Regions from separate parts of the Mus musculus genome. Here region 2 is linked to region 1. Evidence: chromatin loops called from intact Hi-C (ENCODE). Cell type or tissue: heart. All regions are shown on one strand. Links, peaks and the distances in the headings refer to the core of each region. The heading gives the core; the rest is flanking DNA.

Region 1 (4,869 bases), core at 1,292-3,791:
GTTGAATCTCCAGATGTAGAGCTCCTCACACAGGACTGACTGAACATGTTTCTACAATCTGTCACTGTCCACACACACACACCCACACACACACACACACACACACACACACGTATACACACACACGTATACACACGTGCATACACATGCACACATACACACACATGTATACACACATGCACACACAGAGTGCACATAAGGTCTGCCTTCTTTCTTCTGCATAGTCCCTGGCTTAGTAGCTTTTCTTGTTAACTCATGCTGAGCCCAGCAGTAGAGAGTGAGTTAAAAATAAAGAAGGATGTATCAGTTTTGTTGAGCAGCTGTGTACTCAGATGTTTTGAGATGTGCTCATCCTGCAGGGCTTGGGGCTTGTCACGTGTCTTCCCGGGAGCCTGACTGGGGGTAACCTTGTGGATTGTTGGTACCGTCAGGCACCATGGGAGAATGTGCCCCAGAGTGGTGAGGCCTGGGCCAGAGCACATCCAGGGCACACTGGTTATCCTCTCCACCTCCCTGCATGTGACTTTTCTCCTGTCTCTTCACTAGAAATGGCCAGAGAAGCCCAGCCCCGGAATTGAGGACCACCTCTGCCTACAGAGAGAACCTCCAGAATGGGAACTTGAATGACCCCTCCAGCATAGAGTCCAGCAATGGGCAGTGGCCCAAGCAAGAAATGCCCCTGTCTCATGTCCGTTTTGAAGATGAGTCTGCCCACGAGGCTGAATTCCGGTACCTGGACCGGCTTCAGCAGCGCCAGCGTCAAGTGTTAAGCACAGTGCTCCATGCTGTGGACCAAGGACCTCTACGCTCCAAACCCGACCTAACCAACTACATTAACCGCATTGTAGGGAATAGCTCATTTCATAGGGCCGTGGGCTGCCTGGACCAGAGTAACTTCCCTGTACCACCACCTCCTTGGGACAATGAGAGGAAGTGTCCAGCCTGTGGCAGCTGTCTGGAGGAGCGTTGCCCTGCTGAGGAGAGGGCAGCCTCTGACCTGAGAGTCCTCCGGAGTCTCCAGGCTGCCTGTGAGGCAGAGGCAGTACTGCTGGGGCCCTGTAATTCCCATGGTCTGAGCTCCCCATTCCCAGGGCTCCACACAGAATGGATCCGGGAAACACACATCACAGACACTGTTGCCACACACCCTGAGGAAGAGGAGGACTCTGCCCTGGACAGCACCCACAGTTCAGACAGCTGGAAAGATGGTACTGATGCCAGGACCTCTCAGTCTAGCAGGGCAGGTGAGCAGATCCGAGTGAGCAGCCCCCAGCAGCGGTGGCATGGGTCTAGGCCCCAGGGAGGTCCCAGGTGGTCCAGAAAGGCTGAGGCGGAGCTGCCCTGCGGCCTTCAGGCCTGGTCTCACCTGCCCCAGCTTGATGATGGGGTTGTAGGAGGGGAGGGGAGAGAAGCCAGTGGACACATACCTCAGGGGACTCTGTTTCCAGAGGAAGATGCTGTGCCTAAACCTGCCTTGGAACCTAAGAGACCTTGGTCCCAGGGGCAGCTTGGACCTCGGTCAGGAAGTCACTGTGCCCACCCCGAGGACTGCAGATCTCCATGCAGGACAGCTTATGCTGTGCCGTTTTCCAAGACACGTGGGTCCTCAGGATCAGGCCAACCACCAGACCAAGTTCCTGAAAGCCATGAGTCTCTGAAAACTCTCTGCACTTCTCCCCTCCAACGGAGCCATGAAGAGCCCTCTGCACCCCTCCCAGCCTCACAGTCAACATTGACCCTCCCCGAGGAAGTGCCAACCCCTCCTTCTTTGAGGAAATCCCTCTGCCCTATGCCTCCGAGGAAGTCAGTCCAGAAGGGGCATCACTGGCAGGAACACCAGGCAGAGCATATGGATAGCCCCCTGCCTGTGTCCCCTCCAAGAACTGTGGTTCTCACGCGACCCCAACCCCAACCCTGTAGCCCCCAAGTCAAGCATCCACTGCTGGACCTGTTCAACAACAACTCCAGCAGCAGCATCCCTCTAGGGCTGCAGGGGCCCTCAGGAGTGGCTGTCCACAGGAATAGATCTGAAAAGGACCAGTGCTGTCAGGAGCCTGTGCTGCCTCTGGAGAGCAATGGAGATGGTAAGGACTGCTGTCATTTGCTCTCCATCCTAATCACCTTAGGATAAGGCCCATAACTCCCCCTCCCCCCAGCCCCCAGCACCTTGTGGATCCCTCAGAGCAGCAGCAGGCCTGCAGGATGTAGGGGAGCACCAGCTGGGTGCAGGACTTAGCAAGAGCATGGAGCAAGTTAGCCAGTGTTCTGTGCTTGGGGGATGGGGAGCAGGGGCTTGGACCTCGGTGGGGATGGAGCCAGATGGGAACTCTGGGGTGTGTAGGGGAAGCTTCAGTCCACAGCTGCTGGGGCCAGGCTTTGTGGGCATTTGACTCTTGTAAACTATGAGTAATCTACTGTTGTTTAGAAGAGTGACTACCGACAGTCACCTGCCTCTTCCACCTTCTCTCTTCTGTGCTTTGCACTGCCTTGTTCACTGTTGGTCATGCACCCTGTACAAGCTCAGACCTGTCCTGCGCACTGTGGGAAATTACTCAAGCAGGCTCCCTGCCCTTAAGGTTCTCTGTGGTCACACGTGTCTGTGGGGTGCAGTGACCAGCAGGGGGAGCACTACAGCAAGCTGCCGCTCTGATCCCTCCGTGGCCCTGGTTGTCCGACCTGCTAGTAGATTCTAATGGGCAAGGCTGCCAAAGCTCCTTGCCCTAGGGAGGAGGAGTCTCGCCGTGGGCAGATTCTGTGCCCGCTCTGATCCGCACTGCTGTGATCCCAGCGGACAGCAGTGAAGTTGCTGAGGCAAAGCCTCTCCCCCCTAGTTGTTCTGCCTCCACCCATCTCCCGCCCTCCACACCGAGCTCAGCTGTGCCTCCCTCTCCTGTGTGGGCTCCAGGCTGGTGTGAACCTAGCCACGTCCTGCAGACCTTCTGAGATGCAGTGACCTTTCTGGGAACCCTGAGTCTGCACTTCCTTGAGAACTTAGTGAGGATTCTCTTATTAGTGACAGGGCCCCTGGGTAACCGCTTCCTCTCTCTATCCTCATGTTTTCTTATCTAGACGGGGAGGGTTAAGATACAGCCTGTCTCGTGGGAACCACAGGGCAAGTCTATGAAGGGTTCAGTCACCCTTCATATCACCAAGTGCATACAATGGACCCAAGATGGAAGCTATAGTAAAAGCTGTGGCAATTTTAGATTGTTTCCCCAGTTCTCGACTGTGTCCCTTGACACGGAATGGGCATGACCTACCACAAGTAACTAACACTTAACAAATACTTATTAGGTGCCCAGCTGGGTGATGGGGTAACAGTAGTCCACAGTCCTCCATAGCACCCCCACTCTTATCCTCAAAGTTTCCAGTTTAGCAGATGCTCAAGGATGAGCCCCGCCTCCTTCACTGACTGCTTCCTGGGCTTCTACTGCTTCTGCTCCTACGGCTCCCACCTCTCCCCGGCATCTCCTGCTCCTCAGGTCAGGCTGGGAAATGGGCCTTTCCCCCGTGTGACCTGTGGGGACAGTCATGTAGCAGGGGCGGCTCTGTGGCTGTTGCAGGAACACTCCAGGACTCTCTCCAGTCAGTGGATATCGCCACTGTCAACTCTACAGCCATCACCCTCGCCCTTACCTCAGAGGAGCCTGAGCGCAGCCAGGAGTGGGGAGGAGGTTCACAGAGGACAGGATCCAGCTCTGGGGGCCATGTGCCCACTGGGTGAGTGGCAGGAGCAAGCCCTGACGACATAAGGCATGCTGGATGGGGACATACCACCTGGAGCATAGTGTCTCTTAACTTCCTCTTCCAGACCCAGAAGGCCCTAGACCACATCCTGGTGCCCTAAACCACCCTCCCTAATTCTGTGTGTGTGTGTGTGTGTGTGTGTGTGTGTGTGTGTGTGTGTGTGTGTGTGTTGTACATGTGTGCTCATAGGGAAAACCGGGTACACGTGTGTCTGGGGACACATGGCTGTACGTATCTAAGTATATATACAGGCCAGATGTTAACATTGGGGGAATCTTACTTAGTTGCCTCACACCGTGTGTTTGAACCCCCAACCCACATTGTCTCTGCCTCCTGGAACTGGGGTTACAGACGTGCTGCTCTGCGTGGCCTGGCTTGTAAGTGGGCACTGGGGATCTGAACTCAGGTCCTCAGGCTTCTATGCCACTTCTATGCACTTGACCTACTCCAGCCCCACCTTTGCTAATTCTCTTTATCTGACGGACTTCATTGAGGCACGGAGTAATATCCCCACCCTTGAGCCCCAGCTACTAATGATACAGCTGAGGGCCACAGCCCTCAAGGTGCTCCCAGGATGCAAACTGATCCCCTTCCTTGCACCAGCTGAGGCCTAGCCACCTGAGACCTTGCTGGAACCTCCTTGGACCAAGTTCAAAGCCTAGGCAAACCTGGTACTTGTAAGGGCTTTCCCAGCTCCAGACTGTATCCTGTGACTGCACACAGCACTCGGCCTCCTGACGGCCCAGACAGGTCTGGACGGTTGCCACAATGTGAGGACTGTCTGGCCAGTTCCTCCTGGACATCTCTCTCAAGTATCTAGCTGTTCCCTCAATAAAAACACCACGGTTGCTTTCCCCACACCCCCTTCCCAGCAGCTGTGGTGCTGTCCCCACAGCTTAGACCTCGATCTGCCTCCTCCTGCTTTCCCTCCCTTACCCACCGGCAGCCCTCGCCAGCCCCCAGCCCCTCTCTCTACCATCTGGTCTAAGCTGTCTCGCTTCTTAGCTGCACAAGGGAATATTTTTTTAGAACCCAATTAAATGGTATCATTGTCCTACTTAAAGCCCCACAGTAGCCTCTCCTCTCCTCTTCCCGGGGCTGACAGTGCTTGGCGTGGTGGGA
Region 2 (4,869 bases), core at 1,567-4,066, 310 kb before region 1:
ACCTTGGAGGTATTCATGGCTTCAGTTACTTCTGTGGGATTTCTTCTTGGAAGAATGATAAGATGTCAGCAACCAAAAACCCAAAATAGTTTTTATTGTCAAGGAAATGTGGTCAGGCAAACACAATCAGATATAATACTTTCATTTATATTATTCTTAAAATAGGAAATAACATTTGAAATGGGTTTGAATGAAGTAATTTTCTTTCTTTCTTTCTTTCTTTTTTAAAAAGATTTTATTTATTATTATATCTAAGTACACTGTAGTTGTCTTCAGAAACACCAGACAAGGGCATCAAATCTTGTCATCCCTCCAGCCCTAACTGTAAGATTTTTAATTTACAAGTTGGATAAGGTACTTCATGTGTTTAATCCCAGCATTTGGGAGATAGAGGCAGGCAGATCTCTGAGTTTGAGGCCAGCCTGGTTTTACAGAGCAAGTTTCAGGACAGTCAAGGCAACACAGAGAAACCATGTCTTCAAAACATGGTTAAACATGGATAAAACAGGAATAAAGCTGTGGAAAAGGAAAGCTAAATTCCCCAAGAGTGAAAGAATTGGATGTTTCCTGGGGTAGTTTATGGAAGTCACTATGGAATTGTGGGTAGAAATAGAAGAGTATTGATAAACAAACAAACAAAATCTCTTCAAATATTAAATAACCAAGAATATTTGTAGGCCATTAATAAAAATTAAACCCTCTCTTCAGTAGCCATCAAATAAATCAAGAAAACAGTAAGTTATCTAAGTGCATTAAACATGACTCTGAAATGAGAATCTGTAAACTATACAAATGCTGGTACTGTCACATATTCACACACACACACACACACACACACACACACACACACACACACACGGCACACATTCTCACATACACAATCTCCTGCTGTTTCAATTGATTCTAATACACATGTTTTCCTCCTGATTTTTCAGTTATAATTTTCTTATCAGTCATGTACTATAGATCTATTCAAATAGCCAAATAATGAATTACCAGTCAAGGATCTGTCCCTGAAATTCAGTAGCTGTCCAGTTCCTGTCACATTTGCTTTGCGTTTATAGAAGCTTTTGACGAACCATTTGAAACTAAGGTGCAGGTATCATGACCCGTCAGCCATGATTTAAAAGAAATTCTACTGTAAGACCCCCAATTTTTAATATTAGTTTTTAAAAAATGACTCAAAGAACCATATTGTCATATAAAATATTTAAAAACAAAAAGAGGTGTAGCTGCGATACTTCATCCTAGACACACAAGTGTCATTTTCTGTCCTTTCAAATAGTCATCTAACTTTCACGTAATATATCTATCTTCCATGGGTCATACATTTACCAACGTGCATATTATTAATCTTAGATTTGAACCTTCTTTAGATAATAAGTGGGCATGAATTTTTGCTGTTGAACTGAAAGGCCTGTTTCATTTTGTATTTCGGTGCAAGATGATCGCTTTATGCAGAAACAAGACAGAGGAGAACACAGAGGATGGCCGAAAAGTTGCTCATCGTGAATGGAGGGTATGCTGTTTAGGTTTTTTGTTAACTTGATATAAACTCGTGTCATCTAGGAAGAGAGATCCTCAACTGAGAAGTTACCAACACATCAGATTGACCTGTATGCAACGTCTGTGGAATACATTCTTGATTAATGATTGATCTGGGAGAGTCAAGCCCACTGTGGGCGGCACCACTCATAGAAAGCAGGTGGAGCAGGTCGTGGAGACCGAAGCAGTAAGTAACATTCCTCCTTGGCCTCTGCTTCAGTTCCTTCCCTGAGTTGACTGTAAACTGTAAGCTGAAATAAACCCTGTCTCCCCAAGTCACCTCTGGTCATGGTGTTTATCTCAGAGGTAGGAAAGCACACCAATGAAGAGAACAAGGCTGACACTATGGAATTGTGGGTAGAAATAGAAGAGTATCTGTTATCATACGGACCTACCTCACAGTTATCCAAAGAACCTAGGACAATAGTTCTCAACCTTCTAATGCTGTGACTCTTTAATGCATTCTCCATGTTGTGCTGACCCCCAGCCATAACATTATTCTATTGCTACTTCATAACTGTAACTTTGCTACTGATATGGGGGATCGTGACTCACAGATTGAGAACCGCTGATCTGATACAATTAAACATTAATGTAAATGTACTCCAGGAGCTTCCTACTAAAACCTTTAAAGTTTATCTGGAGCCTTATTCTGGCTTCCTAATAGATCTTCCCTGGCAGGTATGCACCTGAATAAATCCTCTAAGGGTTATACCTCCCAGCTCTCTAAGAACTCTGTCTATGAACATATTAGGTCGTGAATAAGTAAGTTGTGAAGAATTCACTACTGATACCAATCAGGACAAAACAGACTGTTTGTGGCATTAACAAAATCCCCACGAACTTCAGTGACTTCACCTCACAGGTCTTTGATTTCCCCCCACCCCCACCCACACCCACACTGCTGTCCCGTTAATCACTTGCAGACCAGCCTGTGCTGGCAGGAGCCATCTTGACATGTTTCCATAGTCTCTAAAGCAGCAACAGAGAGAAATGAACAAATAGTGCCCTGGCACGGTCCCCTGGTCAGGGTGGTGCAGGTCATTTCTGCACATATCTCATGAGCCCAAGTGGATGTGGTCATTCCAGTTTAAAATAGGGGAACAAAATGCAGTCCTACTGTGTTCGTGGAATGAGAAGAAATCACAGACAGTCTCACTCTCTTGTTCTCCTTCCCTACTGTGTGCAAAAAGCAGATCATATTTCACAAGGGAAAGCCCCTCACAGGACAGTCACTTGCTGAATGACAAACAAGCCAGCCCTGAGGTACCTTACTTCCCAAAGCAATCCCATACCATATTTTCTAGGAGTAGTGCATAATTTCTGCAAACACAGCCCAGTTCCAAGACCCTCTGTAGTTTATGGAAAATGTTAACTTTGGTGACTGCAACTGCCCTGAGTCACACATCAGCAACACCTCTTTTCCATGGAAACATGAGACATTCGACAATTTCCCAACAACTGTGCTGGCCCAGATTAGAGGCGAAGGCTGGCATCCAAGTCACTTCACTTGCCCAGGCCTGGTTCCGGTCTCTGTGATTCATGGGAGACATAGCTGTGAATTTCCCAGTGTCTCTTGAACTTCAGGTACTGACTGGGGACTAGGCAGTGTGTTGTACCATTCTGGATTTTCTGTTGTCGTTACAAGAGTAACAAGTATGCCTTAGCAGACTGGAGGATTTAGTTACCTGACACCACAAAGGGCATGGCCTTGACACACGAGGACTTTGCACGGGCTTGCCACCCTCCTGGGCATATGTCCATCTGCTTTCCATTTGTAAAATGACTTCCTGTTTTGCTTTTGCAAGGTTGCCACTTGTCTGTCTGTAGTTTCTCTGTTTTGGAATTCCTTCTAAACACTCTTCCTTGGTGATAAGGAAGGTCATGACTGAAGAGCTGCCCTGTGAGCCGCTTCTCCGAGTGGCAGTCCTCATGCCAGTAACATCCATCCCTGAATCCCCACTGTGTGGGACTCCTCCCTGTACATGGTACTCAATCCATGAGAGTGAGAACACACGACAGGCTCATCTATGTGGTAGTTTTCTATCTTACAGCTGTGGCTCAAATGTAAAATATCCCCCATAGGTTTCATGTGTTTGAACACTTGGTCCCTCTAAGCTTGAAGCCCTGGTTTTAGGAAGTTGTGAAACCTTTGTGAGGTGGGGCGTGGGCATTTGGAAGCAGGTCATTAAGAATGAGGCTGTATGTGTGTCTGTCTGTAGGGGGTTGCTTGATTCTAGTTCTAGGCTATACTCTCTCTCCACTTCTTGCTTAGTGGCCGTGGGGACAAGCCATTGCTTCGTGCTCCCATGGCAGCCTATACTCCCCACGGCCATAGACCTCTGCTTTGCCAGCCATGGTCGGTTATGATCTTCTGAAACGGTGAACCAGAAGACTCTCCCCTCCCTGAAGTTATTTTGGCCAAAGCAATAGGAGTAGTAACTAACACTTCACTTTTCACGGATGGCAGAAACCTTATAAGGTACCAGATTGGAGTGAGAGACGCAGAGACATTTGCCATGTTAGACTGAGTGTCTTAGTCTATAGTTTCATTTTCCAGTTAGTTTCTCTGCTAAGTTTTTTACATTTTCTACTCATCCCTTTCCAGCCAAATTTAGCTGTTGGGCTGTCCTCAGAATGGACACATTCCTTGTTGTGAGCTGAACTGCATCTCTTCAAAAAAAAAAAGATAAGTAAAAATCCTAGTACTTCAGAATGCGGCCTTGGTAGGAAGTAGTGCCGTTGAAGATGTTAAAGTGAAGTTATTCTGGATTAGAGCGACTCTAATCCAAGTATGGCCAGGCGACATATAGAGAAAAAAGCAGGTGACCATCCATCGGCCTTTGGGATAGCAAGCTAGGGAATGCTAACAAATGTTGTCAAAACAGCAGTGGCTGGAAGAAGCAATGGACGATTTCCTTCTGTTGGTTATAAGGTGTCTCAGCTCCACCTCCACCTTGATTCTGGAGTTCTAACTGCCAGGACTGTGAGGCAGTTTCTGTTGTTCAAAGCTATTCAGTTTGTGTCGTGTGTCCCACCCTTGGGACAGTAGTCATCTTCGTCCCACATGTTCTGCTGCCTCTGTCTGGCTCACTCCCGGGGTTCATCAGAGAACATCTCCATCAGGATATACTGAAAGCAGCTCTTCTTGGGGTAGAACCTGTAAATCCAATCCAAATATTAGCCGGGCTGGTTCCTTTTGCCTTCCACTGCACCTGTGTCTGCTATGAGGCAGGACAGGGATAAACAGTGGGGGGACTCTGAAGGGGTTGACACAAAGAGATCGATGGTTAATTATAAAGAGTAAAATGATCATTAGAGGAA

Evidence for each region. Hi-C counts contacts between places; a loop is a spot of excess contacts. Peaks named below come from ENCODE experiments on the same cell type or tissue, not always from the same donor. Only the 100,000 strongest peaks of a DNase experiment are listed, where the experiment ranks them.
Region 2: it touches region 1 in a loop (2.7-fold over the local background); 4 of 42 quality-filtered maps call a loop at or near these places.

Annotation. Positions count from the first base shown.
Region 1 is chr1:155,222,126-155,226,994 of GRCm38, reverse strand. BC034090 (cDNA sequence BC034090) reads left to right here. Exons shown (of 10, transcript NM_001370865.1): 5 at 547-2,084; 6 at 3,564-3,720. Among named protein-coding and RNA genes, the nearest start is that of Gm31102, 19 kb to the left of the region's middle. In heart, for the core only: a CTCF peak has its summit at 2,605 (motif pointing right); a DNase peak (open chromatin) is centred at 2,714; H3K4me3 peaks cover 531 bases; H3K27ac peaks cover 1,647 bases.
Region 2 is chr1:155,531,433-155,536,301 of GRCm38, reverse strand. No RefSeq gene overlaps it. Among named protein-coding and RNA genes, the nearest start is that of Gm5532, 6.8 kb to the right of the region's middle. In heart, for the core only: no CTCF peak of the experiment used is centred there; a DNase peak (open chromatin) is centred at 3,011; H3K27ac peaks cover 413 bases.